Regions from separate parts of the Homo sapiens genome. Here region 1 is linked to region 2. Evidence: chromatin loops called from intact Hi-C (ENCODE). Cell type or tissue: gastrocnemius medialis. All regions are shown on one strand. Links, peaks and the distances in the headings refer to the core of each region. The heading gives the core; the rest is flanking DNA.

Evidence for each region. Hi-C counts contacts between places; a loop is a spot of excess contacts. Peaks named below come from ENCODE experiments on the same cell type or tissue, not always from the same donor. Only the 100,000 strongest peaks of a DNase experiment are listed, where the experiment ranks them.
Region 1: it touches region 2 in a loop (2.2-fold over the local background); 2 of 110 quality-filtered maps call a loop at or near these places.

What each region holds. Positions count from the first base shown.
Region 1 is chr3:14,317,767-14,333,757 of GRCh38, reverse strand. No RefSeq gene overlaps it. Among named protein-coding and RNA genes, the nearest start is that of LINC01267, 27 kb to the left of the region's middle. RefSeq lists enhancers at 1,075-1,604, 9,066-9,235, 10,225-10,818, 13,847-13,906, 13,927-14,236 and a silencer at 4,499-4,692. In gastrocnemius medialis, for the core only: no CTCF peak of the experiment used is centred there; DNase peaks (open chromatin) are centred at 6,337, 9,027 and 10,167; H3K27ac peaks cover 7,259 bases.
Region 2 is chr3:14,448,726-14,464,716 of GRCh38, reverse strand. SLC6A6 (solute carrier family 6 member 6) reads right to left here. Exons shown (of 15, transcript NM_003043.6): 6 at 6,635-6,767. Among named protein-coding and RNA genes, the nearest start is that of SLC6A6, 54 kb to the right of the region's middle. RefSeq lists enhancers at 2,942-2,991, 2,795-3,316, 3,317-3,838, 3,839-4,360, 12,444-13,251 and 1 more. In gastrocnemius medialis, for the core only: no CTCF peak of the experiment used is centred there; DNase peaks (open chromatin) are centred at 11,636, 12,366 and 12,661; H3K27ac peaks cover 5,170 bases.

The DNA of each region.
Region 1 (15,991 bases), core at 5,306-13,305, 130 kb after region 2:
TGCAGAGGCCAAAGTTCAGCAAGCCGAGGGACCTGCCTTGGGTCTCCCAGCTGGTAAGTGGTGGAGCTGGGATTCGAACCCAGGTCCAACAGACTCCTCAGTCCATTGTCTTCACCACCAGCCGAGCTGCCTCCAGGAGAGCCCTGTTGTGGGAAGAGCACTGGGCAGGGAGTCCTGAGACCTGAGTTCTAGTGCTGACTTTGCCATTGGTTCATTGTATTATCTCAAGCAATCCCCAGAGAGGGCCTCAGTTTCCCCTGGGTAACATGGGGCAAAAGTTGAACTCATTGGTCACTTCCAGCCTTTCAGCCCTGATGTTCCCCAGTGCATGGTAGGGGCAAGGGGCACCACCAGAGTCCAGGAGAGAGAGGCTAGTTGGGTTTAGGAGACCAGGAGGGCTTCCTGGAGGAGGTGAGACTTCAACTAACCTCGAGGAGGGGCTCCCATGGACACATTCTACATGGTCTGAGTGGTCAGCCCATTTTACAGAGTGAAAAGCAACCTGCCTGAGGCCACACAGTGAGCACATGGTAGTCTCTGGATTTGCACCTAGGACTGTCAGAGCCCTACTCTTCAGCACAGTGGACTGAAGGAGAGGAGGTGACCCCCACCCCAGGAGCCTTAAGACATAGAACACCAACCATTAAGGCATCAAGCAGAGTGTGCCTGGCACAAAGTAGGTGCTCAATAAATGTCTAAGGGAGGAAAGAAGGAAGGAAAGGAAAGGGCTCATGGCAGATTCCGGCCTGGCAGGCTTCCCACCCACTGGCACCACCAAGCAGCTAGGCCCAGCTGGGCCCCTGTGGGGACAGAAACCTACAATATTTTGGGGCAGATTCAGATGCCACTGCGCAGAGCCTAATTAGACTAATTAGAGCAATGTTTTCTGCTCTGCTGGCTGCTCAGCCCCTTGGTGTGTACAGCCCTGGCACAGGAGAGGTCACTACCTTCCCAAGGTGAGGGCAGGGCCCTGCTAGGCCCTGTGGAGCCCCTGGAATTCCGAGCTTCAACCCAAGCTGGTCCCCAAGGCAGCTGATACATCTGGGCCAAATCGTCCCATGTGCCCTGGCTGGTGCCCACAGCAGAAGTGACCAGCCGGGGGTCAAGTGGGTCATGTAACTCAGGGCCCCCCTAGTGCAGCAGGGAGAGGAGCATACAGGCCACCCTGGGCCCCATCCCCACAGCATCCTTGACCTCCTTGGTTTGCACACCCCCTGAGACTGGAGGCTTGCTACCTCTCAGGCTGGCCTTGGCATTGCCCTCCTGGGCTGCAGAACAGGTCTGAGTGGGCTGCCTTGGCGCAGTATGGAGGCGCACCACACAGCTGGTGAAGCCCAGGCTTAGGAGTAAGACAGACCTGGGGGCAAGGACTCAACCTCTCCCTTCTTTAGTTTCCTGATTTATAAAATGAGGAGAGTCCTGGTGCAGTGGCTCACGCCTGTCATCCCAACAGTTTGGGAGGCTGATGTGGGAGGATTACTTGAGCCCTAGAGTTTAAGACAAGCCTGGGTAACACAGTGGGACATGACCTCTACAAAAAATAAATTAAAACAAAATTGGCTGGGCGTGGTAGTGCACACCTATAGTCCTAGCTACTGTGGAGGCTAAAGTGGGAGGATTGCTTGAGCCTGGGATGTCGAGGCTGCAGTAAGCTGTGATCACACCACTGCATTCCAGTCTGGGCGACAGAGCAAGGCCCTAACTCAAAAAATAAAATAAAATAAAAGGTGGAAAAAAATAGCGCATTTCTCAAAGGATGGCTGTGAGAATTAAACGGGTTAATATATGCAAAGCACTGAGGATACTGCCAGGCACAGAGTAAGCACAGTCATACAATTACAATGACATTTTAGTCAATGGCCGACCGTGTACGTGATGGCGGTCCCACAATATTTTAATGAAGCTGAAAAATCCCTATCGCGTAGTGGTGTCTTGATGATCCCGAGCCTATGTAGGCCTGGGCTAATGTGTGCGTTCGTGACTTCGTTTTTAACAAAAAAGTTTACAAAGTAAAAAAAAAAAAATTAAAAGTTTTAAAATAGGAAATAGCTTATAGAATAAGGATATAAAGAAATAAAATATTTTTGTACAGCCGCACAAGGTGTTTTAAGCTAAGTGTTATTAGAAAGGACTCAAAAAGTTTAAAAAGTTTAAAAGTTTATAAAGTAAAAAAGTGACAGTAAACTAAAGTGAATTTAGAGTAGCCCAAGTTTCCAGTGTTTCTGAAGTCTGCAGTGGTGCAGTCATGCCCTACACCTTCACGTGCACTCACCACTCACTCGCTGACCCACCCAGGGCAACGTCCAGTCCTGCAAGCTCCATTCATGGTAAGGGCCCTGTACAGGGGAACCACTTTTTATCTTTCACACCGTATTTTCACTGTTTCTTTTTTATGTTTGGATATGTTCAGGTCCACAAATACTTCTCACTGTGTTCCAACTGCCTGCAGTGTTCCGTACAGTCATACGCTGTACAGGTGGGTAGCCTAGGAGCAGCAGGCCATCCCATGCAGCCTAGGTGTATAGTGGGCTGTGCCACGTGGGTGTGTAAGGACACTCTCTGTTGTCTGCACGACAAGGAGATTGCCTAAGGACACATTTCTTAAAACGCTCCCCATCACTCGACACAGGATAGTGCTGACTTCTTCTGCCCTCCTGTGTGTGTGGAGTGGGGCGTGGTGTTTGTCCTCCCTCCACACTGACACTTCCCGAGGCCCACAGCTAAGAGGGCAGAGCTGGGATTCTGACTCTGCATCCAGTGCTCATCTGCCCTTAAGTCCTTTCTTATAAATAAAAAAAACCCCAGCAGAGTTTGCTCTAACCTCTAGCTTTATCCGGGGGAGAAAATTAAAATAGTTCACAACTGGCAGGACAAAGCAACCCACTGGCATGGATGCCAGCAGCAAACAGCCAAGCTGGATGTTGCAGGGCACCCAACGGCATCCCTGCTCCCAAGTGACATTTCCTGCCTTGGACTGCAGTTCTCTGTGGATGTCTCTGTCTCCTCTTCTAGGTCTTGGGCTCCTTGAGGCCTGGGCCACAGTCCTCCATTATGTCACCGCGCCATGGCCTGGCGCACAGGGTCCGGCACATAGTAGGTGCTTCACAGGCAGGCATTCATTCCAAGGCTACTACACGCTGGGCCCTACGCTAGGGACGGGGGATGTGGTGGTCAGTTCCAGGTCCCTGCCCCTTGGGAACCTCGTACCGTGGTAGGGAAGGTAGTCAGTGACAAGCACACAAATGCAGGAGGTCCCTGCAGGGCGTGGAGTGCCAAGAGTGAGATGCACAGGGAGCTGTGCGGAGAGCCGCTGGAGTAGTGATTTGCTATTTTAGGAAGGAATTAGGGGAGGCCTTCCTGGGGAGGTGACATTCATGTCAGACAGATCTGGGGGCTAAGAAGGAAGCAGCCAGGGGAGGGGTGAAGGAAGAGGTGATGCAGGCAGAGGAGACTGATGTGCAAACACCCCCAGGTGAGACTGAGTGTGGGGCGTTGATGGCTTGTAGGGGAGCCAGGGAGGGGCGGGTGGCAAAGATGCAAATGATGAGCCCCGGTCAAGGGTATGGGGATGATGAGAATCAATGGACAGGTCAAGCAAGAGAGTGACATCATCTCATTTATGTTTTGAAAGAATCCATCTGGGCTGGGCGTGGTGGCTCACGCCTGTAATCCATGCATTTTGGGAGGCCAAGGCGGGAAGATCACTTGAAGCCAGGAGTCTGAGACAAGCCTGGGCAACATAGTGAGACCCCATCTGTACTAAAAATAAAAAAACTTAGCCAGGGGTGGTGGTGCGTGCCTCCAGTCCCAGCTGCTTGGAAGGCTGACGGGGGAGGATTGCTTGAGCCCAGGTGGTGGAGGCTGCAGTGAGCTGTGATCACATCACTGCACTTTAGCCCAGGCAACAGAGTGAGAATCTGTCTCAGAAAAAAAAAAGAAAAGTAAAAAAGAAAAAAGATAGAAGAATCCCTCTGGCTGCTGAGAGAAGAATGAGTCGCAGAGAGCTGGAGGGGATGCATGGATGAATGAGGAACGATTCCTCCAGCAGCTTGGAGTGAGTAGCTTTTACTTCACAGCACACTAGAGTAATTACCCTCATTACCCTTGTTCCTCTGAGTCAGCAGGACTTCTGGAAACCTGAGCTTTCTCAACAACAAAGCAGAAGGAAGAACAATGAACTCACGCTGGTACAGAACGGAACAATAGCTGGTGGTGCGCATAGGCACCTGTGTTGTGGAGAGTCAGGTCACTTGCCAAAGCTCCAATAGGCTCCAAGAGCTACACATTGAACTGAGTTAAATTTTAACAGAAGAAATCTAAAAGGAATAGTTTGGGCTTGTCCCACAAATATACACGGTCCATACTGTGTTTTATTTATTTATTTAAGAGACGAGGTTTCCCTGTGTTGCCCAGGCTGGTCTCCAACAACTGGGCTCAAGCGATCCTCCTGCCTGAGCCTCCTGAGTAGCTGAGACTACAGGTGTGAACCACCACACCCGGCCGTACTGTGTTTTAAACAAATCTGAAATCTTTGCTGACATTTCAAAAGAAGACTTTCTGTAAAAATCTAGATATCTAGCTTCCTTGGAAAACGCCAGAGCTTTGGCAGCCCAAGGTCTGCATTCCCTCCTGGCCACAGTCAGGGAGCGGAGCTAAGTCTGCCTCTTTCAGATGTTTGCTGCAGTCCCCACCAGTCCTTACTGTCCTCCCAGTCTAGTCACTGGTTACATTAATGGTGCCCAGGGCATTTGAGTTTGTGATCCCTATTTTTGTTTTCAAACATAGAAAATTCTGATAATGCCAAGGTTTGGTGATGATGTGCAGCAGCTGGAATTTTCATCCTCTACTGTGGCAGTCTAAATTGGGGTGGCCATTTTGGAAACTACCCAGTAATTTCTAGTAAACTTGGAATTATTTAGTAAATTAGAGACATGTTTAACATGACCCAGCAAGTCCTGTCCTGCCTTTTTACCCTAGAGGAACTCATACCCACACCCACCAGAAGACATGCACAAGCACAATTTGCTATAACCTAGAGTAACCCAATGGCCATCAGCAGAAGAATGATAAATAGCTCTACGTTGGAATAGTATACAGCAATGAAAATGAATGAGTTATAGCTATGTGAATGAACAAATGAATGAATGGATGAATAAATGATGGAGACACAATGTGAGTGAAAAAAGCAGGTCTCAGAAGAATACAAACAGAATGAGTCCATTCCTATAGAGTGTCCAGACAGGCATACAAAACAATATGCTATGTAGGGAATAGACTAGAGGTAGTACAATTAAAAAGAAAATCAGAGGAATAACGAACGTAAAATCCCAGCTAGTGATTACCTCTGAGAAAGGGAGAAGGATGCATAGTAGTAATGTTCTATTTTATAAGCTGGTGGTAGAAGTTCACAGTTTGCAATATTATTATTATTTTAAATTATTATTAATATTAGTTGTTTTAGAATTTTTTTTTTCTTAAGATATATTTTGGCCAGGCATGGTGGCTCACACCTATAATCCCAGCACTTTGGGAGGCTGAGGCAAGAGGATTGCTTGAGCCCAGAAGTTCAAGACCAGCCTGGGCAACATAGTGAGACCCTGTCTCTACAAAAAAATTAAAAATTAGCCAGGTATGGTGGCTCACACCTGTAGGACCAGAGGCTTGGGAGGGTGAGGTGGGAAGATCGTTTGAGCCTGGGAGGTCAAGGCTGCAGTGTGCCATGATAGTGCCACTTGCATTTCAGCCTTGGTGACAGAGCAAGACCCTGTCTCAAAAAAAAAAATAAATAAATAAAAGATATTTTGCTGAAGACAAATATAACTAGGGCAGCATAAATTGTATACATCTTAAGTGTTCACTTCAATGAGTTTTTTACACTTGTAGTTGCCCTTGATATTATCACTTGAGCAAGATTTGAGAGATTTCCCACACCCCAGAAACTTCCCTTGTTTTCATTTGCAATCACCTTCAGCCCCCAGAAACTTGTGCATTGATTTCTTTCTTTCTTTCTTTCTTTTTTGATACAGAGTCTCACTCTGTCGCCCAGGCTGGAGTGCAGTGGCACCATCTCAGATCACTGCAACCTTCACCTCCTGGGTTCTACCAATTCTCCCACCTCAGTCTCCCGAGTAGCCAGGACTACAGGCGTACATGCCACCATGACCAGCTAATTTTGTATTTTTAGTAGAGACGGGGTTTCACCATGTTGGCCAGGCTGATCTCGAACTCCTGACCTCAAGTTGATTCACCCACCTCGGCCTCCCAAAGTGCTGGGATTACAGGGATTACAGGCATGAGCCACAACACCCCACCTTGTGTGTTGATATCTTTCAGCGCAGCTCAACTTTGCCTGTCCCAGAGCTTCACGTAAATGGACTTGTACAGGATGTTCTCTCTGGGGTCTGGCATCTTTCCCTCAGTGTGCTGTTTTGGAAATGTATCCAGGTTATTGTGTCTATCAGTAGTTCATTTCTTTTTATTACTGAGTAGTATTCCATAGTACGGATGCTCCACAGTTTTATTTATCCACATCCCTGGTGATAGAAATTTGGGTTGTTTCCAGTTTGGGGCTCATATGTGTGTGACAGCTGTCACACATATTTGCATATGAGTCTTTGTGGAGACATGTTTTCATCTCTCCTGGGTAAAGAAGCTGGGAGTGGAATGATTGAGTTATTCAGTAGATGTCTGCTTAATTTAAGGTATCTTAAAAATCCCATTAGCTGCCTGACTTTATAGGAAACTTGCCGATGTTTTCCCAAATATCTGCACAGTTCACACATCCTCCAGCAGAGTCAGAGCCCCAGCCGCTCCTCATCCTCATGGCACTTGGTGTTGTAAGTTTTACAAAAAAAATGCAGCCATTCTGGTAGGTGTAAAATGGCATCTGGTTATAATTATAATTTTAACATTTTGTGTTTCCTTGGTGCTGAGCATCGTTCTATGTGCTTATCAGCCAGATACCTTCTTTTGTATCTGTTCAAGTCTTCTGCCATGTTTCACAATTGGATTATTCATCTTTTCTTTTTTTTTTTTTTTATTTTTATGACGGAGTCTCGCTCTGTCACATAGGCTGGAGTACAGTGACGCTGTCTCGGCTCACTACAACCTCCGGCTCCTGGGTTCAAGTGATTCTCCTGCCTCAGCCTCCCGAGTAGCTAGGACTACAAGTGGGCACTACCAGGCTCAGCTAATTTTTGTATTTTTAGTGGAGACGGGGTTTCACCATGTTGGCCAGGGTGGTCTTGAACTCCTGACCTCAAGTGGTCTGCCCGCCTCGGCCTCCCCAAGTGCTGGGATTACAGGCGTGAGCCACCGAGCCTGGCCAGGATTATTCATCTTGTTACTGTTCATTTGTAGTTATTTATATGTTCTCAAATAAACCCTTTGTGACACACACACACACACACACACACACACACACACACGCAGAGTCAATATTGTTTCCCAGTCTTTGGTTTGCCTATTAGTTTTGTTAATGCTGTCTTTTAATGAGCAGAAAATTTGAACTTGGATGAAATCCAACTTATCCATTTTTTTTCTTTTAAAGTTAGTGCTTTTTGTGTCCTGACCAAGAAACCCTTGCCTCTCTAATGTTGCAAAAATATTAATGTGTTTCCTTTATAAGCTTGGCTTTGCTTTTTACATTTAGATCCATTTCAAATTGATTTTTGAATCAATTGCAGCAGTTGACATATATATTTTTTTCTATATCTATGTCTCATTGTTTCAGCACCATTAGTTGAAAGTGCTTTCCTTGGCCAGGCATGTTGGTTCATGCCTGTATGAGCCAACAGCTCCCACTTCCTTTTGGGAGGCTGAGGTGGGAGGATCACTTGAGGCCAGGAGTTTGAGACCAGACTGGCAACATAACAGGACTCTGTCTCTACAAAAACAAAAAAATTAGCCAAGTGTGGTCGTATGCACCTGTGATCCCAGCAACTTGGGAGGCTGAGGCAGGAGGATTGCTTGAGCCCCAGCAGTTGAGGCTGCAGTGATCATGATTGTCTCAAAAAGGAAAAAAAGTGCTTTTATTACCCTATTGATTTGACTTAATTTGCTTTGACTTATTGTTTTAAAATTATTTTTTAGTGGTTATAATCTTCTGTTGTATTTATATTTCACATTTGAAAAAAGGCTGCCCTCTCAGTGCCACCTCTGTGCAGATATCATGCTCAGGGCTGGGGAGAGTGTGGTGTTATGACAGCCCCTCCCTGGCCCTGTGGAGCTGACAGTCCAGCAATGAGACTGAGATTGCTGAGTCAAATAATGAGGTGGATATGGTTTCTCCCTCATGGAGGAGAAATTAATGGAAACCAATTGCTAGACGTGTGCCGAGGGAGGCCTTCCCAGGGAATATGTTAATGTGAATAAGATCTGAAGGTCTTAATGGACCACAAGCTCGAGACCTTCCTCCTGTACATCTCAGACCCTCTCCTCTGTTCTGTCTTGTTTTGGGATCTTTGGCTCATCTTTGAGAAAGGGTCAGAGCAGACAGAGAAAAATCTAGAGGTGGCTACAGAGCAGGGAGAGGGCTGGAGGTCCTGTCCTATGAAGAGCGGGAGACAGGTAGCTCTGAGGTCCAAAGGGCAGAGCCAGGACATTCCCATCTTCTAGATAGGCATAGGCAGGCAGACCTCAGCTCTAAGCAGGGAAGTTTTACCTGGGCATGCACTGTTCAACATCTCTATAGGATTCCAAGGGAGAGAGAGGTTTGTCCTGAACCTCAAGTCCCCTCTTCATTATGGTGTATTATTTGAAGGCTTTCCGAGGCTTCCAGTCCTCCACACCAAGTTCCTCTGACAATAATGGCCACCTTTGCCCTTGAGCTCTGTGGCCACTAGTCAAGGCCCTCAGATAGGGACCTGGCCCTTCCAGGCTATTTACTGGAAGGACGCTTTGGTTCCCCTTCACGCCCAGCAGCAGAGTGGGAGGACCCAAGAAAGCTCTGCGGAATGCGCCGCCAGCCCCTTGGCTCTGTCTGGAATTTCACGGGGACATTTTGCAGTCACTAAACTTAGCACCAGTGCCTATGGCTTCTGGGTAGGCCCAGGCATGCCAGGGGCTAAGAATGAATCACAGAGTGAGTTGTCAGGAAAAAATGTGATGGGCTGGGCTCTGGGGACACGTTTTACTGTGGGCAGGGGGCACGGTCCTGAGAGGGAGTCTCTGGGACCCCTGGGACTCCTGGGATCTCTCCCATCCTGTTCTCCTTGGCCCAGAGATGCAGCCCTTACCCCAGAAAAGGGTCTATGCTCCATGCTTTTGGGGCTGGGGTGTCTGGTCTATCATGTATTCCACAAATATTTATTGAGGGCCTACTATGTGTCAGCCACCCTGCCAACCCCTGAAGATTCTGTGGGGAATTTGGCAGACGTCGTCTTGCCCTATGGAGTTTAGATTCTCCTGGGGAGGACAGATGGGTTCAGACCAAGGGGGCTACGGGAGCTGAGAGGTGGAGTCCCAGGCAGGGGAAATCGAGGGGAGATTCCTGGAGGAGGCGTCTAAATGGAGACCTGGAGGTGGAGGAAGAGCTCAGCTGGGGAAAGGAAGGAAGGGTGGTTCAAGCCCTTGAGGAACTAGGAGCGGTTCCCTGACACCCGGCCCAAATGCTTCCCACCCTACCATGATGCCATTTGGACTTTTCGCCTGTTTCCTGGAGACTACGTCACATGAGAGAAAGAGGCCACTCTTAGGGGTTGGGCAGACTTGGTCTGGAATCCAAGCTCCCACTTTCTGTGTGACCCACAGTAAGCCAGCCTGCCTCTCTGAGCGTCAGTTTCCTCTTCTGTACAATGGGGGTAATAACGGGTCCTCCTTCCAAGGGCCAGAGTGTACCTAAGTGAATGTGCTGGGCACAGTGTCTAATGCTCTGCAGATTGTCGGTAAAGGGAGCTCTTCCAACCTGGCCTGCAGTTCCCATCCTCCATCAGTCTGTGAGTGCTGCCCCTTCTCCAAAGCCCTACCCAGGGACTGGCCCAGGAAGGCAGTGATACATGCTGCTGGGGCCAGGAAGCTTTGTTTTTCATGTAGTCCCGGGGCTGTGGCTTGGGAAGAAACGCCAGCTACGTGGGGAGGGTTGCCCAAGTGCCTGGATTGAAACCCTCGTCCCCTCACCAGCCCCGCCTGCCTCCCGGGGGGACAAAGAGAAGGTCAGCCTCTCTTCTGTGGCCAGCAGCTGTCAGTGACAGGACCCAAGTGCTGCCCTTGGTTTCTTTCTTCTATGCGGATGTGGCCCTGGTGGCTGCCAGCCCTCAGATGGACAGGAACAGCTTTCCGCTGCCCTCACTCCAGGGACGCGTATGCACCACTGACCCACATCTGCCAACCAGTCCCACAAGATTATGCAGGCAAGGGCAGGGGTCTGGGAGCCCCATTCCTGTCCTGTCTGCCTGTTTCAGGAGCTTCTCCAGGCCTGGGGGGTGGGGGATAAACCCCACCCAATGCTTGACCTCTTCCTGGACTGCCAGCCTCAGGAAATCCTGCCTATAATTTGTCACACATTCCCTTGGGGCTGCTAAGCTTTTATTTTTAGGATTTATTGAGCACCTCCTGTGTGACCCAGGGTCATCTCATGAATTACTCTACCCCATAACCTGGGGGCAGGGTCATCCCCATGGTTTAAAGACAGGGGATCATGGTGCAGAGAAGTGAGGTGGCCGCCTGAGGTCACACAGCCAGGAGAGGGTAAGCTGGGAATGGAATCCAGCCTGCTGACTCCGAAGCTCACTGACGCCAGGAAAGGACTCTGAACTCAGCAAGGGAACCCCTACCTGTTACAGACGAGAAAGCTGAGCAGCAGGGGGAAACTGTCAGCAGCCATGGGTGGCAGAGCCCGAGTTTGAACCCGAGCCTGTAAACTGAGACCAAGGACTCTAAGGGGACAGAGCCAGGTTGCCTGCAGGGTCTAGCAGTGGATACGGGCCAGATCTTGGACTCTGGATAATCCAGTTCAAATTCCATCTTGCCCTAGCACCGTGCAGCACACACAGTGAACGTGCAGTAAACATGGTAGAGTGGATGAAAGCGAGGCGGGAGTGAGGACGACCTTGTGAGTGCCCTTGATCTGGGTGACCAGAATGACACACTAATGAGCCAGGCTGCCTGGAGCTCTCTTATCTTCATATTCAAATGGCACCCCCCCTCCCCACCAATTCCTCTGGCCATGGTTGATTGGGTTAAGGGTTGGCACCAACTGGGTCAATCACAGTCCACCCTCCCTGGCCATGGAAGAGTGGCCCAGGCATAGACAATCTAAACTGGGCCAATGAGTCTCAGCCCAGGAATGTTTTTTTTAAAACTTGGGACACAGAAGGTTGAGTTCAGAGCCTATAAAATACAAAACTCAGGGGCCAGAGGCAACTATGTTTCCATTTATGTAGCAGCAGTGACGGTGACAGCAATAGTCTCCATTAGGATGGCTTTCTCCTGCAAGTCAGAACAAATCTGTCCCTCAATGGCTTAATAACTAAAGTTATATTTTCCTCATGTGACAAGACATCTAGAGACAGGTGACCACAGGCATTGGTTCGGCCACTCAATGAGGTTAGAACTGGAATTTTGTGGTTTTCTTGCCTTTCTCTTATGGGTATAAGATGGCTGCCTCTGCTCCAGTCATTACATCTGCATTCAAGGAAGGATAAAAAGGGGAAGGGCTAGGCCAGTTGTGTTCGACATTTTTTTTATCAAGGATACAAAAACTTTCCCAGAACTCATAGCAGGTGTCTGCTTACATCTCATGGCTGAGATGGTGAGGCTGGGAAAGAGCATCCTGCTGAAGAAAATCAGGGATTTTATTTTATTTTATTTTATTTTATTTTATTTTATTTTATTTTATTTTATTTTATTTTATTTTATTTTATTTTATTTTAGACAGGGTCTGGCTCTGCAGCCCAGGCTAGAGTACAGTGGTGCAATCATACCTTACTGCAGCCTCAACCTCTTGGGCTCAAGTGATCCTCCTATATCAGCCTCCCAAGTAACTGGGACCACAAGCATGCCCCACCATACCTGGTTAATTTTTTCATTTTTTTGTAGAGGTAGGGTCTCGCTCTGTTGCCCAGGCTGGTTTCCAACTCCTGGGCTCAAGTGGTTCTCCTGCCTCGACCTCCCAAAGTATTGGGATTACAGGTGTGACCCACTGCAGGGCTCGGCCAGGGCTCTTTTAAATGAGAAGGGATGCTAGGTGGGCAACCACCTGCCTCTGTCCTGTGGCAGTCTTCAAGGAGTAGCGATAAGGGATGGGGAGAGGCTTGTGGTGACATCTGGGTGGCTGATTCTAGATTTTGGCCCAAACTTTCCCTTGGATTCTGTGATTCCTTAAACACTACTTTTGGGCTAAGGTGGTGTAAATGGGTTTCCACACTAGCTCAAGAACTGCTCTGGATGCCAGGCCCATTGGCCCCTTCTGAGGACGGTGGCTGCCTAGGAATCTGTGCCCATCAGGGGCCATGATTTGGGTCATGATCTGGTCACCATGCCAACAGTGGGTGGCCCAGTAACCTAGGACCCAGGACCTGGCAAAATGACAGTCTCCTCTCATGGAGGGAAATGCAATGGGGTAGCCCAGCCCCAGGCTTCCCAAAGACAAAGGAAGAGGTCTCCAAAATGTGCCAATGTGCTGGGTGGCAGACAGCAGCCACTACCCACTCTGGTGGAACAAGAACTGTGAGAGACTAAAAGGGCCTCTCCGGGGAATGCAGGAGATGGGGCCACGCTCAGTTCTGTGAGATCATGTCAATCTTGGTGCTCCAGGCAGAATTGGCTTCATATGGGGATAACAGACTATAGAATTTGATGACCTGGGTCCAAAGCCTAGCTCGTGCAGAGTTAGCTCTCTGAACTTCAGTTTCCCCACCTGTCAAATGCGGCCAATAATAGTTCCCATCTCTGTTGGAGATTTAATGAAATGTAGTAAAGCACTTGGCATACTGTCTAGAACATGGTAAGTGCTTAAGAAATAGCAGTAGTTTCAGTAGTTTTCTAAAAAATTGTTTTTGTTTTAGAGACGGGGTCTTGCTATGTTGCCCAGGCTGGACTCAAACTCTTGAGCTCAAGTGATCCTCCTGCCTCAGTCTTTCGAGTAATTGGGACTAGCGGTGGGTAATAAATAATAGTTTTAATATTATGATTATCATAGGCCCTCAGGAAACATTTGTTAAAAGGAAGTAAAAATAAATTAGGTCCCAACATTAGCCTTGTCACAGCTTGGGGTCACAAATATGGACATGGTAGGGTGTTGCTGGGCTGGGCAGGAAGCAGTTAGTATTCCCCAGCTCTCCTGGGTAGGCTCTGGCTGAGGGCAGCACGATGACTTCACAGGCAGATGTTCCCTGTCTCCTCTTTCGGATGAATGACGGGCAGCATTTGCCACCATAACATGCTTCTGGAGGAGCTGCTGGACTGCCCCACATGGCACAGGCCAAGAAAAGAGCCTCTTGACAGCTCTACTCCAGTATCTGAAATGCACCAAACAGCCCTCCAGAAAGACCTCCTCACATTCTCTGAGCAAAAGGCACCACTGCTCAATCAGAAACATGGACTCTGTCCGCGATGCCTCCTCTTTTCTCATTCCACTTCCAATCTATCCCAAGTCCCACGACTTTACCCCAAAGAGCTCTCTAGTCTGCACCCCTGTCTCTGATTCATCACCCAACATCCATCAGGTTGGCAGCTGTAACAAACAGTCCCAGGTCTCAGGGCTCAACACAAGGAAGGTTTGTCCTTTTCAGCACAGTCCAATGCAGTGAATGGTGAGTCTCTGCTCCATACAGTCATTCAGCAACCCAGGCTCCTTCCAGCCAGTGGCTTTGCCACCCCTCAGGCCTTGGAGTTCTGCATTGGACCCTCTGCAGGAGGCAAGCGGGAAAGAGAAACAGCCCAGAGGATTGTATGGGAGAGTTTCCTTGGCCAGGGCAGGAAGTTCCTTACATCACTTCTGCCCACATTCTATTGGCCGGAACTAAATCACATGGTCCTACCTCACTGCAGAGGAGCCTGGGAAATGTAGTCCAGCTGAGTGCCCAGGAGAAAAAGGAAGTAAGGCAAACACACAGCATTGTCTCTCCAGAAACATGCTTGTCCACATCCCCTTCATCTCTTGCCTGGTCTCCTTGAATTTGTTTCGGCTCTCTCCCGACTCTTCTCCAAAGAGCAGCCAGAAGGATGTTTTCCAAGACCAGAATCTGATCATAGCCTTTGTCTGCTTCAAACCCTCCCATGATTTCCCACTGCTAATAGGATACAGGCCAGCTTCCTTCCCAGCTAAGTTACGTGTGAACTGGCCACTGCTGACCCCTCCACACCCAGTTTTTCCCAGTTAAAAATCTCCCCGTTTTTCAGCTTGAGAACGTTGGTGATTTTCTTATTCAAGGTTTGCTCATTCAACAGAAATAATATATATGTATTTTTAATTAAGGTGTTCTAGGAGATCTTTTGAAGAGTTATGTAAATATAATATGAGAATGTGTTTGGGATTTTTTTTTTTTAGAAACTCAAGCCTTCTGAGTTTAGAAACTCAGGCCTTCTTTATTTCTAAAAGAAAAAAAATTTTTTTTTTTTCCCCTCAGACTAGGTAGGGTCAAATTGTGTCTCTGAAGTTCCACAGCAAACATTTGAACAATACATCTCCAGGCCTTGCTGTTCAAAGCCCCTTGCAATCAAATCTAATCTTAACCCAGCTTCCCAGCTGCAGGTGGTGATGTGTTGGTGAACTGGCTCTCTGGAGGGGGAAAAAAATGTTCTGACTTGTAGAGTCTGCCGATTTCCATGGTGCAAATACTTCCACAGTGGCAGATTTCAAGCTCCCAGGGTGACATTGTCAAATGCAGCATTGGAAGAGAGATGCACAGTTGGCTCTCATCAGCCAGTAGGACCAGCCCAGAGACTCTGACACTGAGATAATCTGGAAATTCCCATTATGCTGATGAGTTAACTCGGGCTTGATGAGGTTATGTAATTTGCCCCAGATCACACAGCCACAGAGTGGCTAAGCCAGGATTCAAACCCTGCCTGTATGGATCCAGCCTTTGTATTTAAGCACCTTAGTTTCCTGCCCTTTCCTTCTTTCTCTTCCTAACCAACTCCTGTTCATTCCTCGAAGCCCTGCTCAAGAGCCCTACTCACCTCTCTGAAGCCCTCCCTGACTTCTGGAAGACTTATTATGCCAAATAATGTTTAGATATGATATGATAGAGAAAGAAGTTGGGGTGGAAAGGAGATTTTCTGGGGAGCTGAAGAGAGAGAAGTTGGGGGAAAAGAGTGGGAGATGATGGAACAGAAAGCAGAAAACAGGAAAAAAAGAAAAGCAGCAAAGGAGATGTAACATGGCCACTGCAGATGTGTTAAATAGAACAGAAACTAAACAGCATATCCTCATAAGCCTTCTGAAACATGCTGCCCAGGAATCGCAAACTCCAGCGTCTGCAAGGGACTTGCAGAGGATGAAGATCAGGAAAACAGACCAGGTTTACAAGACAGCAAGGGGTAGCAGAGAGGGCACCCTGTCTCACAGGGACAGCCCCTGCTCAAGCCCAGGTGACTGTGGCCAGAAGACCCCAATCTCATGCTCCCTATGCCCCAGCTCACTGGTCCTGGTCAGTCTGTTTACTTATCTATTTTCTGAATTGGCAATCACAGCTAGCAGCCTGATAGGGCTAGGGGTAAGACAAGAGAGGCACAAAATTTAAAGAGGCATCCAAAAATCATTTCCAGATTCCAGGGGGAGTCTCAGACAACCGGAAGGCAACGCCTCCCGACCTCCACACAAACACACACAGTGGGCACACAAGGGTGTGCATACGTGCACACACTTAACAGGTGAGGAAACTGAGGCTCAGAGAAAGAAATGCATTTGCTACTGCCTCTGCCTGGAGTGTTCTTCCCCCACTCATCGCCTGGCTGGTGCTTCTTCGTCACTCTGCGCTGCACACACTGGTACTCAGGGCATGGCCCCAGTCCCGGGCAGCAGAGAGTGCACAGGGATGGGGTTTGC
Region 2 (15,991 bases), core at 7,887-15,886:
GGCACTGCTGGGGCCCAAGTATGTAACAGACACTGACCAATAGTGACAGAGCCCCAAACCTCACCTAGCTGGCACCACGACCCTCGACAGAGCAAATTCTTGTGGCCATGATCCCTTTGAGTAGAAACAATGAGAAAGGGGCTTTGGAAAAGGGCAAAAAGGAAGCTTTCAGGGCCTGCTTAGCTCAGCTGCCCTCAGCCCAACAACCCCTAGGCAGCGTTTATTGAGCACTTACTGTGTGCCTAGCACTGTTCCAAATGCTGTGACGTCTATTTTCACTGGCCCGTGCCCTAACCCTCTGAGGTAAGTTGTATTACTATCTCCATTTTGCAACAATAAAACTGAGGCCCAGAGAGAGTCCATCACTTGCCCAGGGTCACGTGGGCTTAAGCAACAGAATGGGGACCTGCCCCACAGCCCACACATAGCAGACCAGCAAAAAGCCTCCCACAACTGGCAGTTTACTGATTCTCCCCAAGACCAGAGGGCAGCCAGTAGGGAGGCCCTCAGGTCTGAAGCCAAGCTTAGAGGCTGGCTTGCCATGAGACCTCCAGGAAGCCGCTGTCCGCTCTAGACTGTTTCCCCACCAGGAAGTAAAGGGCTGGGACCGTAGGAGCTCTGAGGTTGCCTCCCACTCTGCCACTCTAGGTCGAGGGGTAGAGAGGCTGTGGGTCAGCTGGGGAGCCACCTCTACCAGGGGTTGCACGCTGCCTCTGCCACCCCTTGCTGGTGACCTGGGCCTCAGCTTCCCCATCTGTCCACTGAGGATAAGGGAACGCTGACCTTGCTCGATGGCCCCTGGCCTGCGGTGAGCATTCAAGAAGCCTCTTTGGCCGGCACTGTCAGGATGGCTCTCCGACACTGACAGGCTGGGCCCTACTGCTGCCTCTGCCCCCGGGCGTCCTTTGTTCCTCCAGGCCTCAGTTTCTCCAGCCACCGTCATCTCTTCTCCTTGAGGCCAGGAGCCTACATGATTTCCCGAGGATGGGAAGGCAGACGTGGAGGGCGGGGGCACATCAGGAAGCCACAGAAGGGGGGAAAGAAGTGAAAAAAGAAAACCAACCTGCCTCTCCCTTCCTGAGGACAGGCGGACAGGCGGCCAGGCGCCCCGACCAGTTCCCACCTCTGGGGCCCTTTGTGGGCCACACCCGGGCTGGCGAACAATAGCTGCTGACAGCAGCCCCGCAGGGGTCTCCAGAGGGCGGCCACTTCAAAGCCAGCCAGGCCTCCACTGGGCCAAGCAACCCAGTGGTCTGTGACCAGAGGGCTTTGTGTCAGGGACAGGGGTGTGGAGGTGGCTTTCTTTGTTTTCACGTAGTTAGTTTATTTAACAAGCACTTATGCAGTGCGGATTTTGTGCGGGGCACTCAGCTAAGGGCTTCGTGAGTTTTAACTCATTTAATCCTCAGACAACTGAGAAGAGCCAGGCATCAGCCTCACCTGCATTTTCTAGATGAGGAGACTGCCCAGAGAGGTGGGGGCACCTGCCTGCAATCACAGTTACTGGTGGTGGATGCGGGATGGATCCAGGCCAGCTGGTGTCAGGTCCCCACACCTTTGGGATGTGTGTCATTGTTCCTCCCCAAATCCTGGTCACGCCACCTCAGCCGTGTGAAGGGAAAATAAAATCTCAGGACCCCAAACTCACTATGCAGAAGGAAAAAGTTAAGCTTGGGAAGTGAGTCACACACACGCACAAAACCGGCCTGCTTTCTGTTCTTCAGCAGAGAGTTGTGAGATACAGGCCACGTATCTCCCCAGGCGGCCTCCCTCACCCTGACAATGTAAACTCACAGCTCATCTTCACAGGTGCCGGACAAAGAGACAAGAAATGAGCCATCCACCCACACATCTAGGCATGTGTCTCCTTCCTCCACCGTGTGTACACACCCTACCCTATGGAAAATGTGTGTGTTCTCTACCCTATGGAAAATGCAGATTTGCTGAGAGACATCGTGCATAATTACCTGAATTACCTGTTCCTCTGTCCCTTCCTGCTGTTTCCCCTTACATTTTTTTTTTAAGACACGGTCTCTGTCGCCCATGCTAGAGTGCAATGGCGCAATCAAAGCTCACTGCAGTCTCAACTTCCCGGGCCTAAGAGATCCTCCTACCTCAGCCTCCTGAGTAGCTGGGACTACAGGTACGCGCCACGATGCCCAGCTAATTTTTGTATTTTTTAGTAGAAACAGGGTTTTGCCATGTTGACCAGGTTGGTCTCGGACTCCTGAACTTAAGCAATCTGCCCTCCTCGGCTCCCCCAAGTGCTGGGATTACAGGTGTGAGCTACTGTGCTGGGCCTCCCCTTTAGTGTACTGAGGTTCTCAAAACTCTCTTTGGAAAAAGTGCAGGCCACAGATCCTACTGTGGCTCAGTCTCTTTCCTGAGCACATCTTCAACCTTGGCAAAATAAACCTCTAAGCTCATCGAGCCCCCTGTCTCAGATGGGTTTTGGTTTACAGTAGCAGGTTTGAAAGCCACCCTTGCTTTGCAGAATCTGCTGCTCCGAGGACAAGCCCCTGAGAGCCATGCTTTCAACTTTTCTGTGGCTCCCCCGGGATCCCCAAGGGACAGGCTGGTGCTAGCTGCTGCCAGGGGCCTCTGGTGGTGGCCCAGCAGGCCTTGCTGTGGGACGTGGTATTTTTCCACTCTTGCTGGTGAACCTCCGTGGCTCCTCTGAGCCCTAGACCCAAAAGCCCTGTGGCCCAACTGTCCAGGAAACTCACAAGGACAACTTTTCTCCATCCCCTCTGGGCAGTAGAAAAGAGGGTGGCTGAGCAGCAGGGGGAGCCGGGCATCCTTTGGGAGGTAAGTGTCTGGGCAGCAGCAGCAGCAGGGGGAGCCAGGCATCCTTTGGGAGGTAAGGGCCTGGGCAGCAGGGCTCGCCATTGATCCCAGAGATCCTAGGCAGGCCCTAAGGATCCTCAGCGCCCTGGCTGTTGGTGAGGGGCTTCACTAACTCATTTCACATAAGGGGAAGGTGAGGCTGAGAAAGTGAAAGGGCCTTGTTCAAAGTCATGCAGTCTGGGGGATCCAGAGCTAAAAGGACCTGGCTCTGACTACCCCCTGCTTTGTTTTTAACCAGGCAAAAAGAGCTGCTCCGGAGGCCAACAGCGAAGAGCCCCAGCCTCAGTGAATGTCCATGCTCACTCCGGGGCCTCCTCCCCTGTGCGTCTGCAGGGCTTGCACTTCCTGTGTGAGTGTCTGGATCTCTGCCCCCTTCCCAGACCCCACTCTGTGACAGCAGGGACATGCCTGCCACACGCCCTACTTACTGCATCCTCAGGCTGGCACGGGGGTGGGCACAAGAGGCGGAAGAGTGTGGGGCACCCAGGTCGGGAGTGGGGCCGCCTGGGTCCAAATCCCAGCACAGCCACTGACAAGCTGTGGGATGCTGGGCAAGGTAATGAGCCTCCTTGAACCTGAATTTCCCCATCTGTAAAATGGGACTAATAACTGCACATACTCCAAACCATGAGGAGGATTCAATGAGCTACCTAGCAGCACTGAGAATGCTGCCCGGCACTCACAGGCTACTGCGCTTTCGCCACCGTTATCACTATTTGTTGAATGGATTAATGGCAGCCTAGTTTCAACTTCCTGGAATAGTGAAAATTACAAAAAAGGAAACTGCAACCTAGAGAGGCAAAGTGACTTGAACTCAGATCCTGAGCCTCTCAGGCTGGGGCTCTCCCTCCATTACCCTCCAACTCCTCCTTGCTGGACTAGACACGAGAGCAGGGCCTTGGCAGGATGAGGTCCATCTGCTGCCTGTGGGCCCAGCCCCCACGTCAGCCACAAACCTGGTCTGTGGCCAGGGCTGGAAGCCATGGCCAGCGAGCAGGCAGCCTCTCAGCCATGGGGCTTGAGGAAGTTCACAGAGCCTGACTGTGTTTGTCTTGGCTTCTCTGGCCTGGCCCAGGCTCTGCTATTGTTCTGGGAATCACGCCCACCCCTGGGAGGCCTACAGCCACCCCACGAAGGAGGTTGTTGCTAAGGGTGAGAAGGGAGGACCCGTGGAAGATCACGTCTTTGCTCGGCCACAGCTGCAGCCTGGCACCCTCTCTCTGGCTTTGACACTATTCTCCTGTATTCTGCATTATGTCTCAAAAGTTGCTCACTGTCCCTGGCGGACATCAGCCTCCTCCATCAGACTGGGTGCTCCCCAAGGGTCTGGGTCAAACACACCTCAGGGCCTTTGCACAGGCTGTCACTTCTACCTGGAGATTTTCCCCTCCACATACTCACCTGGCTCAGCCCTTCACTTCCTTCACATCTTTGCCTAGAGTCACCTTCTTGGTAGGTCTTGCCTGGCCACCCTATTCAAAATTGCTCCCAACACTCCCCATTCTCCTTCTCTGCTTGACTTTTTCCCATAGCTCGCATCCCCATTTGACTCCTATATATTTTTCCCATTCGTTTTGTTACAACCTGACTCTTCCTGCCAGGCCATCAGCTCCTGGAGCACAGGAATTTTTGTCTGTTTTGTGAACCACTGCATGTCCCCCAGCCCTGTTTCTACAAAGCACCTGGCACACGGTAGAGGCTCAAAAAATACTAGTGCGTAAGTAAGTGATGATGTCTCTAGCACTGCTCAGGACCAGTGCTCCACAGAAACTTTCTCACTTCTGTGTGGGGAAACTGAGGCAGAGTGAAGAAGGGCATGGTGGCATGTGCCTGTGGTCTCAGCTACTCAGGAGGCTGAGGTGGGAGGATGGTTTGAGGATGGCTTGAGCCCAGAAAGTGAGCTGAGATCAAGCCACTGCATTTCAGCCTGGGCAACAGAGCCAGACCCCACCTCAAATTACAAAAAAAAAAAAAAAAAAAAAAAAAGAAGAGAATTAGCATTTACAGAACCGTCTGTGCCAAGCATTGTGCCAGGTGTTTAACACACCTCATTTTAACCCTACTATCACCTATTTTATAGAGGAGGAAACTGAGGCTCAGAGAGGAGGAAGTGACCTTGGACAAGTCACTTGACCTCCCTAAGCCTGAGTTTTCTCATTGTTTAAAGAAAGGAATAAAATGGTGTGCTTGTGAGACAGAGAACCGGGGTAGCACAGTGAAGGTGCTCTCCAAGGAGGTGCAGGAGTTACCCATGTCCCCTGCTCCCGCCTGTTCCGGGCAGGACCGTGCTCACTGGTGGGCACGGGCAGGTGTCCAAGGCCTGGACTGCTTCCCTTCCACCCTTGGCTTCAGGATGGCAGGGTGGTTCTGCCCCAAGAAACAAGCAGAGGGCACTGTGTGTGTTGGAGGGGGGTGCACAGGATCACCCCCATTCTACCTCTTGCAACCCTGGAGTCCCAGGTCTTGCAGGGTAAGTGACTGGAATAATTACTTGGATCTCTACAAATCTATGATTTTGCCTCTTTGGGGGCTCTTTATCCAGGGAGACACATTCCTCAACCCTCAATTCCACTGTGTGGCTGGGGCAGCTAAGGTCACTGCCCACAGCTCCATCTGGAATGCTACCTTAAGACGCTCCTTTGACTTTTGGGGGTTTTTTGATCTTAAAGAGACGTTCCCTCTTTTGGGATGTGAGTCACTGGGGAAAGCGTTGACAGGGCACTATCTAAAGGCAGATGAGCAAACGCCTTTGTTCTTTATAGCTTAGGGCCCTGGGTTCAGGCTCACACCTGTGATCACAACATACCCCCGCACCAGCCTTTGGCATCAGCAAAGCCATGACAACAGCCAGTGTCTAGGTTTTCAGGGAACAGTTCAGCTCTAATTAGTAACAGGTAACATTTCAGTTATGGGTTAACATTTCCACTATTGCTAATGTATCAGTTATACCTAAAACCTTAAAATTACAAGCTAACATTTTACATTTGTTAATCACTAACATCCTAGTCACTATGTGACATATTAATCAGCAGCAAACACTCCAGTTATGAATAATACTTTGGTTAACAGCTAACACCCTGGCCATGAGTGGATGATTTAATTATCAGCTAACGCTTTCCTGAACAACTAACATTGGAGGTGCCGGCTGAAATGTTAGTTATAACTCAGTTAATCTGATTTAGCAGCTAAAATCTAAGCCAGTGCCTCTCAACCCATAAAGTGCTCTTGGATTATCTGGGGATAATGTTACAACGCAGCCTTGGAGTTTGTAGGTTTGGGGCAGGCCCACGAAGCTCCCTGCAATGCTGATGGGAATGCTTGTGGCCCCCTCTGCAAAGCGAGGGTCCATGCTGTGGCTAATGGCTCTTACCACGGTTGCTGGCTAACCTCCTGTTACCAGCTAACCTATTTATTAGAAGCCCAACATTAGTTATCTGCTACCATCTGCACTGACTGCCAATACCTTGAGATGAGAAAGCTGTGGTGGATGGGGCTAGCTCGTGTAGGCTCCTGAGAGCCTGGCTCTTCAATATTCAGGAATTCTGTGAGCTGGTCATTAAACTGTGGACAGCTTGAAAGCAAACATGGTGGGAGCACTGACACCATGAAATGGACAAACGCTACAACAAACCTGAGTTTTACTTTTTTCCAGAGGGCGGGCTTACCAGCACGCCACCACTGGCCACCTCCCTCTTGGGGCGTGGCTAATTGCAGGCGGGAAGTGGGGGAGAGGGCCAGCCTGGCACAGCTCTCCAGGAGGCAGGGGACGGACAGAAGTCCAACTTACCTTCCCAGTGGACCTGACGCCCTTCCAGATGCAGAAGAAACACACTAGCCAGACTAAAAGAAGGCAGAGAGCGAGGTCCCATTTCAGAGAGCCTGGGTGGTCGATTCCAGGGGACAAGCTCAGCACGTTGCGCCTTGAAGCAAACACAGAGCCAGGAGTCAGTGAGGGGCCTGGCCCTGGAGTAGAGAGAGCCAAGGCTCGGACATTAACAGGCTGGGGGTCAAATCCCACCTGAGGCGCTGCATTTACATAAGTCACCTCACCTTTCCAAACCCAGGAATCCCCATTTGTCTTGAGACAGAGTTGTTGGAAAGAAAAGAAAAGGATAGACTCAGACTCCAGATTCAGGCAAACCCAGGTTCAACTTAGTCTGGCCTCAGGCAAGTTAAGGAACCCCTGAGCCTCAGTTTCCTCATCTGTGAAATGGGCACTGATTTTCTGTTGGGACTTCAGCAGAACCTTCTTCAGTGCCAACCGTGGGCCAAACACTAGGTTCAATTCTCAGCTCTACTGTTTGTTCCGTCACTGACAGAACGAAGTTAGCCAACTTTCCCAGACCTCTGGCTCCTCGTCTATAAAGTGTTGCCCTCCCCCAATATTGTCCCTTATTATTTTATTCATCCCTGTGTAACCTGGATCTCTCACTAAAATGTAAGTCACACAAGGTCCTAAATTCAGGGTCTGGGATGCAGCTAGCACTTGATAAACCTTTGCAGATGTTAACTGTGGTGTTCAGATGCCCAGGGAAGTTTCAGGCACACAGCCGGCACCTAAGCAATGCTGGTTTCCTCCCCTGCCCTGCCAGGGTTTTGAGGGTCTCAGAGAGAGGCAGGTAAACGGTTTTAAGGATAATTGGCACGGGACAGTCACCAACCCTGCCCAGGATGACACGGCAGAGCGTGGGTCTTTGGAGTCCAGACTTAAGCCTCCCACCAATCCGAGCTGATTCCTGCTGCCCTGCTAAACAAGCACACAAGTACCTACTCCCAGACATTCTTATGGATGACAGCATCTGAAAGCAGGCCAGGGCGATGCAGGGTACTGACAGCCCAGGCCATGAAACTTGATGCCCAGAAGTGGCACCCATGGTCCCAGAGCTCTGACTGCTGCAACAGTGATCGAGGACAGCCACGCTGAGAACAGAGACATCGGCCCTGCCCACTGGGCCTCCCAGGTTACCTGTCCACCACAGGCTGCTGGCCACAAGAGACAGGGTCTGCATGCTCCAGGGTGTTTGCGAACCCCTGGAAGAAGCTGAGTTTCCTTCTAATGGGAGTCAGCTCCCTGTCTGAAGGTCACACTCCCATGCAGGAGGGGCAGGGAGTGAAGTGTGACTCTGTGCCTCAGTTTCCCCTTTTGTAAAATGAGAATAACAGCTCCTGCCCAGGATGCTCTTGGGGAAGCATTCTGGAACATCCCAAGCTTTCAGCCAGTCCGTGGGATTACCCCCACAGTCAGGGCTCTGGTTCTCGGAACACACACCAGGCTAGACCCTTTATCATTTTTATTTTATTTTTTTTAGAGAAGCTTCAACATAAGGACTTTGAATAAATCCAAGATTCCCTTCTCAACTGGTATTCAAGCAAGGCCTTTCTTTAGTTTACTGCTGTGTTCCCAGCACCTAGAACAGCATCTGGCCCATTGGAGGACCTCAATAAAGACCTGTTGAGTGAATGAGTGAATGAATGGACTCAACTGGGAGGACAGCAAGTTCACATGTCACTGTAGGACCGATCCGTGAAATACTCCCACTAACAGCCATAAGACAGGACAGCTTTTCTTTGCCCTCTTCTTGCTGGTCACAGCGACATCAGTGGGCTCCCCCTGGCACCAGGGATGTCAACATGATAATGCTGATGGACGAAATAAAAGCTACCAGCAACCACCTGCTTTCCAAGGCCTTTTCAGTTTATCTCATCTGATCCCAGGAGTAGAGGCCATTCACCCCATTTTACAGATAGGGAAAATGAAGGCTTGGTGGGTCCACTTGCCCATGGTCACAGAGCCAGCAGGTGACACAGAGCTGCCACCCCAAGCCCACACCTGTCTGACTCCAAAACCAGTGCTCTCTCTACTCCACTACACTGTTGGTCTGGTTTTAAGAGAAAACAGAGCCTAAATTTTAACAATCTCTTCAGTCCTCTGCTATATGCTGATTTAACAATCTCTTCAGTCCTCTGCTATATGCTGGGATCACCTGGCACCTTGGGGCAGGGGGCATCCCTATAGGGCAGGCTGGCGGCCAACCACATCCCAGCTGGGGCCCTGCCAAGCATGTGGATCTGGCGCCTGCCACGGCTTTAAAACAAAAAGCCTTTCCTCATTCTGCAGGGCTCAGCACCTTCAGTGAAAGCCAGGGCAGGCTGGGCAGTGGCCCAAGACTTCCTTGTGAATGGGCAGCACCAGGAGAGGAGGAAGAGCACCTTTCCACCATCTCCCAGGCCCACCAGGTGCACTATCCTCCGTCTCAAAGGAAGCCTCCCTGAGGTTCTGGAAGACTCACTGTAGAGCCCCTGTCTGTCTTCCGCTGTCCTGTCCCACGCTGGGGAAATGTCTGTGTTGCCCACCAGACCCTGGACATCCCAAGGACAAGGGCTTTATATGCTGATAAGATGCCCAGTCACAAGACAGCCTTTCCTTTGATTCTTCAGGGCAAGCTGGCTGAGAAGCTTAATACTCCAGAGCCCTGATTCTGACCATACCCAGCCTGCAGCCAGCTCATCTAACAGCATCTGCCCTTCTCCTACCACCATGCTGGTCAAACCAGTGGTGCCCAATACTGATGGGAGGCTGCCACACTGACTTGTTCGGGGCAGCTGACCAGCTATGGAGTCTACAACAAAGAAAATGAGTCCTCCGCCTCCTTCTCCATTGCTGGTGGTAGTCCCTTTGTAGGACCTCATGGTGCCATCCAGGGACGTTTGCTTTGATCAGGCAATTCCATTCCTAGGATTACCTCCTATAGTTACATCTGCATGGGTGGCCAGAGACATAGTACCCCCCTCAAGCAGTGCTGTCTGTAGAGTGAAAGATTGGAAATGACTCAAATGTCCATCAAGAGGAGCTTGTAAACTGTGGAGCAGGCACACACTGGAATACAATGCAGCGGTGTAAAACAGGAAAGTTCTGTGTCCTACTAAGGAGCTCGGTCCTGGAGACAAAATGCAGGAAAGAAGCAAGGTGAAGAACAGTGCATGAGACATGCTCCCTACCGTGTAAAGAGGGAGGGAGACAGAGACACATTTGTACTTGAATACACACACACTATTTTTGGCAGGACACACAAGAAGCTGGTGGCAGTTGCTGCCTGTGTGGGGGAGGGGGATGCACTTTGCAAAGTATTTTTGCACTATTTCAATGTTTTTAATGTGCACATATCACCTTTATAAAAGTTATTTTAAATTCTTGAAAAGCTTTATAACGGGCCACGTGAACATACTAGGGCTGAAACCAATGTATCTCATCAATCAGGATTTGTCACAACACAGCCTGACACAGGCTCAGGGCCAGAGCAACCGACATTCTTTCCAAAGACATCTCGGGCAGCCATGCAGGCTGAATCTCAGGCAGGCCCCTCCACAGTCCCTTCCGTGTCTGACTTCCAGGGTCTTCCCAGCCAGAAAGCAGCCGATCAGGATCCCAGCCAATCCCTACCCAGCAGTGAGGGCGTGCTCAGTAAACTGTAGAGTGTCGTGCCGAGGGAACGCCATGGCGCCCTGCCACTCACCTGTGCCTCCTAAGTACCCCAGGAGGAAGCTGCACAGGCTCCCCACAGTGTTAACACAGCTCTCCCAGCACAGTCTCTGCCCCTGTCCAGGCCCCTGACGCCCCCAGGATGATTTCCAGCAGCCTCTTCGTTGGTCTTCCTCCCTCTACTCCTGCCCCAACAAGTCAGAGGGAATCTATCAATACCTATGTCAGGCCACATCCCTCCTCTGCTCCACGTCCTCCCAGGGCTCCCGCTCCCCGGCCAACACGGCCCTTCTGACCCTGCCATTCAGACTCACTTTTAAGAGCGAGGGGGTGCCAATTAGTAAACACACAGGTGAACGGGTGTAAAGGGGAAGTGTTCTGGGCAGGCTGCGGGTGCGGGCGCCCAAGCCCTACCCTCATCCCCCAGACTGCAGCATCACTTCCTCCTCCTTCAGCCACCCTAGCTGCTATCTGGGCCATTCCCTGAACAGGTCGAACGCGATCCTGCCTTAAGGCCTTGGACCTAACTGCTTCCCTCAGCCACTTGTTCCAAAACTCCCTCGCTCCTTTCCTTCAGGTCTCTGCTCAAAGGCCACATCCCCAGGGCAGCTGTTCCTGGCCACCCTCTGTAAAAAACATCCCTGGTCACTGTCCTTCCCCTGCCCTGAGCCTATTTCTCATCACTTATTGCTTTTATATTATAATTGTACATGTGCTATCTATTTAATGTCTGCCTGTCCCACTAAAATGTCAGTCCCAAGAAGGCAGGGTCTATGTCTGTCTTGATCACTGAACAGTGCCTGGTACCTAATAGGTGCTCAGCTGACATTAATTGAGTAAATTAATTATACCCATTTGGTTGATGGGGAAACTGAGGCTGAGACAAGTTCAGGAATGCACCTGAAATCACTCAGATAGAAATCAGCCATGGACCTGGTTCCTTTTTACTGATGCCACCCTGGGGCCAGCCACCTCATGTGCCGGGCATGGTGCTGGCCTTGGCAAGGGCCCCATCATCCCCAGCTTCCTCGTCTGTCTCATACAGAGGGAGGAGACTCCGAGGTAAGCTGCATTCTTGTCCAAGAATAGTAATGATTCACTCCAGGGTGGGATCCAAAAAAGAACTGCCTGGACGTCTGTTTTGAGTCGGCCGCCCTGCTGCCGTCCAGCCGGCACTCAGAGATGTAAATACGTCCTCCTAGCGGGCCAAATCGTTTCCTTTTGACTGCACGCCAGCCATTTATTGGCCATGGCTCTCCCCTGGAGACTAGCAGAGGCAACAATTATAAAAGGGCCCGTCCGCCCAGAGCACGGGGCCGTGCAGCCTTTCTCCACCGCCTCCTCTTTCCGACAGCTGCAGGGGAAGATTGGCTGAGCAGGCCTTGTTTGCAAATATGACTCATTTCTTTGATTCTAATAAAGTCTAATGATACGTGCCGAGCTCCCAGGGGGTCTGGAGGAGCCTAGGAGGAAGGCACGGCTCCAGCCTGATGGAGGGCCTCTGGCCAGGTCTGGCCCCGCCTGTCCTCCAGGGCGACCTTGGGACAGAGGTGACCCCAGACAGCAAGGAGAAGCAGGGGACAAAAGCTCTGCTTCCCCATCCCAGAGCAACTCGGCGCTCAATTATAAAGCCAGCATGAAATGACTGTCTCTGGGGCCCCAGCGGCTTCTCATGAGGATCTGGGAAAGTGCAGCTCACTGGCTTCTGCTGAGAATGGTGACTTAGCACTGCACACAGGGTGGGTGTAGGGGGTCCAGGCCGAGAGAAGACCCCAAGAGTAACCTGGGAGCGGGGAGACACACATGTGGCACAATGTGACCTGTGACCATGGACTTGGGCTCCCAAGCCTGGCCCGGGCTCTGGGCTGGTGGCTGGTGGGGACACAGACAAAAGGTTAGCTGGAGGCAGGATGCAGTGCTGAATGCCAGGGCTGGAAGCTTTGCTCCTTCTAGCTGTGCACGTGACCTCGGGCAGGGCACTGCACGTCTTGCATCGTCAGTGTCCCGTGGCCCCCTGCAAAGCACATCCCTGGTCTTAGCTCCAAAACACTCAAGCCAGGCTGTGAGTCATTGGGACCACGCTACTTCTGTTTACAGAGGAGAGAAGAGGGCGTGGAGAGGTGAGGTCACTGCCTCAAGGTCGTGCAGCTGGGATGTGTGGGAGCCAGAGTTGAGCTTTGTCTCCCCCCACAAGGAAAGGGGAATGTCACCCATTGCTGCTCTGCTGCCTCCTCTGTGAAAACAGAGGGAGGAAGGGCTGGCAGGGAGGGTCAACAGGGACCTTTCCTGCCCAGAAGAAGCTGGGAGATGGCTCCGCTCCCCTGGTGCCTCGTACCCCTGACTTCCAGAGACTACTGAGCACCTGCCAGCAGCACCTGCCAGCAACTCCTGCTGAAGGAAAGGACGGGCCAGGGACCTATGCATCTGGGGCATATAAGAGAAGTGAAAGGAAGCAACAGCTGGGGCTGGGCTTCAGCTTGAGGGTCACCAAGACCAACCTTCGAGGGTATCCTCACTGCTCTGCCGCCCAACTGGCTCCCAGACAGCAACGCGCAAAAAATCCTGACAAGATTCACTCGAGAGAAACCCCAGGGTCAGACGCTGCAGGGTTGGTGGCTATCTTCAGGGGGATTCAGATAAGTTTCACCCAAAGGGAACCCAGACCTGCTGAAGGCTGAGGTCTCCGAGGCCCCGTATACAGTCAGTGCTCAGCATACATCCAGCCTCTCTTTCCCACCAGTGTGTTCCTTAAGGAATGTCCAAAAATCACATTCAATTCAGTCACACCACCTCCCTTCTCATATACCTTCTATGGTTCCTCCTCCAAGAGAACAAAGTTCAAATGTACCCGCCTAACATTCAAGGCTTTGACCCTTCTCCCTGGCCCTACCTGGCCCTCACCCGTGCATCCTATGCTCTAGCCAAACCATCCCAAATACTCATGTGCTTTCAGAATGCTGACTCTGCATGGGCTGTTCCTCCTACCTAGACTGTCTTGTCACTCTCCTTTTCTGCCTAGTGAACTTCTACTCATCCTTCAAAGCCCAGCTCATATGCTCCTCCATCTGCAGATGGGGAAGTGAGCCAGAGAGAGGTAGTGATTTGCTGCTCCACGCAGGTGGATGAAGACATGGAACTAATGAGGAGATTCAGCACCCAGTGAGCACTTGCTGTGTTGAAATAGTCTCAATCCTTTCTGCCAGGGTGAGATCATAGCATGGGAAAAGCCATGAGAGGGTTCTGAGCTGGGAATTAACAGGTTGGATTCAGAATTGGTTACGGAGGTGCAAGGATAAGGCACGGAGAGATCCAAGAGGCCAGTGCTGGTGTCCAGGAGAGTGATGGGGGTCCCATGGGGGTGACAGTGCATGGGGACAGTGCTCAGATTGTAGGTATACTCTGAAGGGGGAGCCAAGAAGATGTGTGAATTGGATGTGGGATTTGAGGTAGAAAGAAGAGTTTTGGATGATGCCTAGCTATTTCCTCTACTTAGAGACTGAAAGAAATGACAGGGGCAAGTTCCTAGTACTATGCTCACAGGAGTCAACTATTCCCTACTGGTTCTCTTGCCTTTCCACCATTGCATGCCAAGAAAAGAGAAGGCTCTTGAAGGCAGGAGGCCGGGTCTTTCTTGCCCACGGCACCTGGCTCAGGGCTGGAACTGAGCTGTCCCCTGGTGTAGCTCTCTGGCCTCGGCCTGTGCTGTGAAGGCAGGTCACAGGAGGCAGTGCTGGTCTTGCCTAAGCCTGCTTTCCAGGCTCCTGCTCCATGGCCCTCAATCTTCCCCAGGGTTCTAGAAAGAGGGCAGCTTATTTGTGAATGTTCAGGTGGTCTCACAAAGCTCTGCTGGAATCTGGGGCTAGGGGTGCAGGGGTAGGAGAGGTGTGAGAGCTGGAGTGGGAGGTGAGTACCAAGCTGGCAGCCAGGGTTCTTTGGACAGAGCAAATCCATCTGGATCATGCAGAAGCTTGGGAAGATGCCTGCAGAACCAGACACTTTCCAAAGATAAATACTGTCTCAGTGTCTTCCAGGCCAGAAAATGGAGCTGGGGTGCTCAGAATGGAGATTCTGGAAGGCAAGGGTCCCAGAATACCCCCGAGGGCCCGGTCCCTCTGGAAGGTGTGAGTGAGGACTGGCCAACCTGAGGACCTCACATTGCTCCCAAGTGTTCCCTCTCTAAGACCCCTGGGTCCTAGACAACAGCGAGACAAGCAGAGCCCAGAAGAGGATGACCCCTTTACAATAGGGGGTGATTCTTTAAGTTCATAACACACAAAGAAACTGCCCTGAGGGGTAGTTTTATGCACTATGAGGGCACTCGATAAATAATAATGGATTCTGGCCAGGCACAGTGGCTCACGCCTGTAATCCCAGCACTTTGGGAGGCTGAGGCAGGCAGATCATGAGGTCAGGAGATTGAGACCATCCTGGCCAACATGGTGAAACCCCATCTCTACCAAAAATACAAAAATTAGCTGGACATAGTGGTGTGTTCCTGTAATCCCAGCTACTTGGGAGGCTGAGGCAGGAGAATTGCTTGAACCAGGGAGTCGGAGGTTGCAGTGAGCCGAGATCACGCCACTGCACTCCAGCCTGGCAACAGAGTGAGACTCTGTCTCAAAAACAAAATAACAGTAATAATAATAATAATAATGGATTCTCAGGGCTGGCCACCCAGGATCTCATGCAGTCAGGGCCATCCTACAACCTTGGGATGTCAGCACTGCCATCTCCCCAGGTGCAGGTGAGGATACCACGGCCCAGAGAGCGGGATACTTCCGCCTAAGCTAGAAGTGGCAAAGTGAGGGTTCAAACCCAGGCAGGCCAGTCAATGTCTGAGGCAAGGAGGTCCCAGCAAACGCCTTCAGTAACTGGCTGAGTGCCAGTGTCCAGGAGTGGGGAAGGCCCGGTTTTCAGGCCACTCCAAAAACAGCAGAGAAAGGACAAGGCTGTGCCTTGGACCCCATTCAAGTGAGAAAAAGGAAGTGCCAGCCTTTCTTTGTCTGTGAACTCAGCTCCCCAGGGAGCGGGGAACCGAGGGGCAATGATTGTGCTTCCAATGTCCCTTTTGTTTGTAAGTGGAAAATATACACACTAGAGGAACCCCCAGTGACAGTGGGCCTAAGGACCTGCCCTGAGCATACACTGAAGGCCTGGAGCAGCGACAGTGACACGGACCGACCAAGTAAGGGCTCCACACCAGTGAGGGCAACCGACCCCTTCTTTGCCAACGATGTCCCAGCCCTGACCCCAAAGCATGGCTGGGGCCAGTCGGTAGGCCGCTCCCTCTTCTCTGGCCCATTCCTGGGCCAGCTCCTAAGAGGTGGGTAAACACCTTGAAAATGGCAAAACCACACACAAAAGACAGGGACTGTCATCTCGTGATGATTCAGAACCAGAACCACCCTCTTCCTTAACAGCACCCCTGCCCCTGGCTCACAACCTTCACTCAAGGCCTCATCTCAGTTATTTCCAGGGTCAAGGGGCTGCACTTGAGTGCTGAGCCCCAAGGCTGGCTTATGAAGAAGAGGGAAATGATGCAGTAGCCTATTTTTGATCAGCCTCTAAGCACTATGTTAGAAGAATGTCTCCACACATCAGCTCACTCAAGAGTTCCCCAAGATCAGGACTCCACATCCCACCTTTCTGATGTTTGTCCTCTGT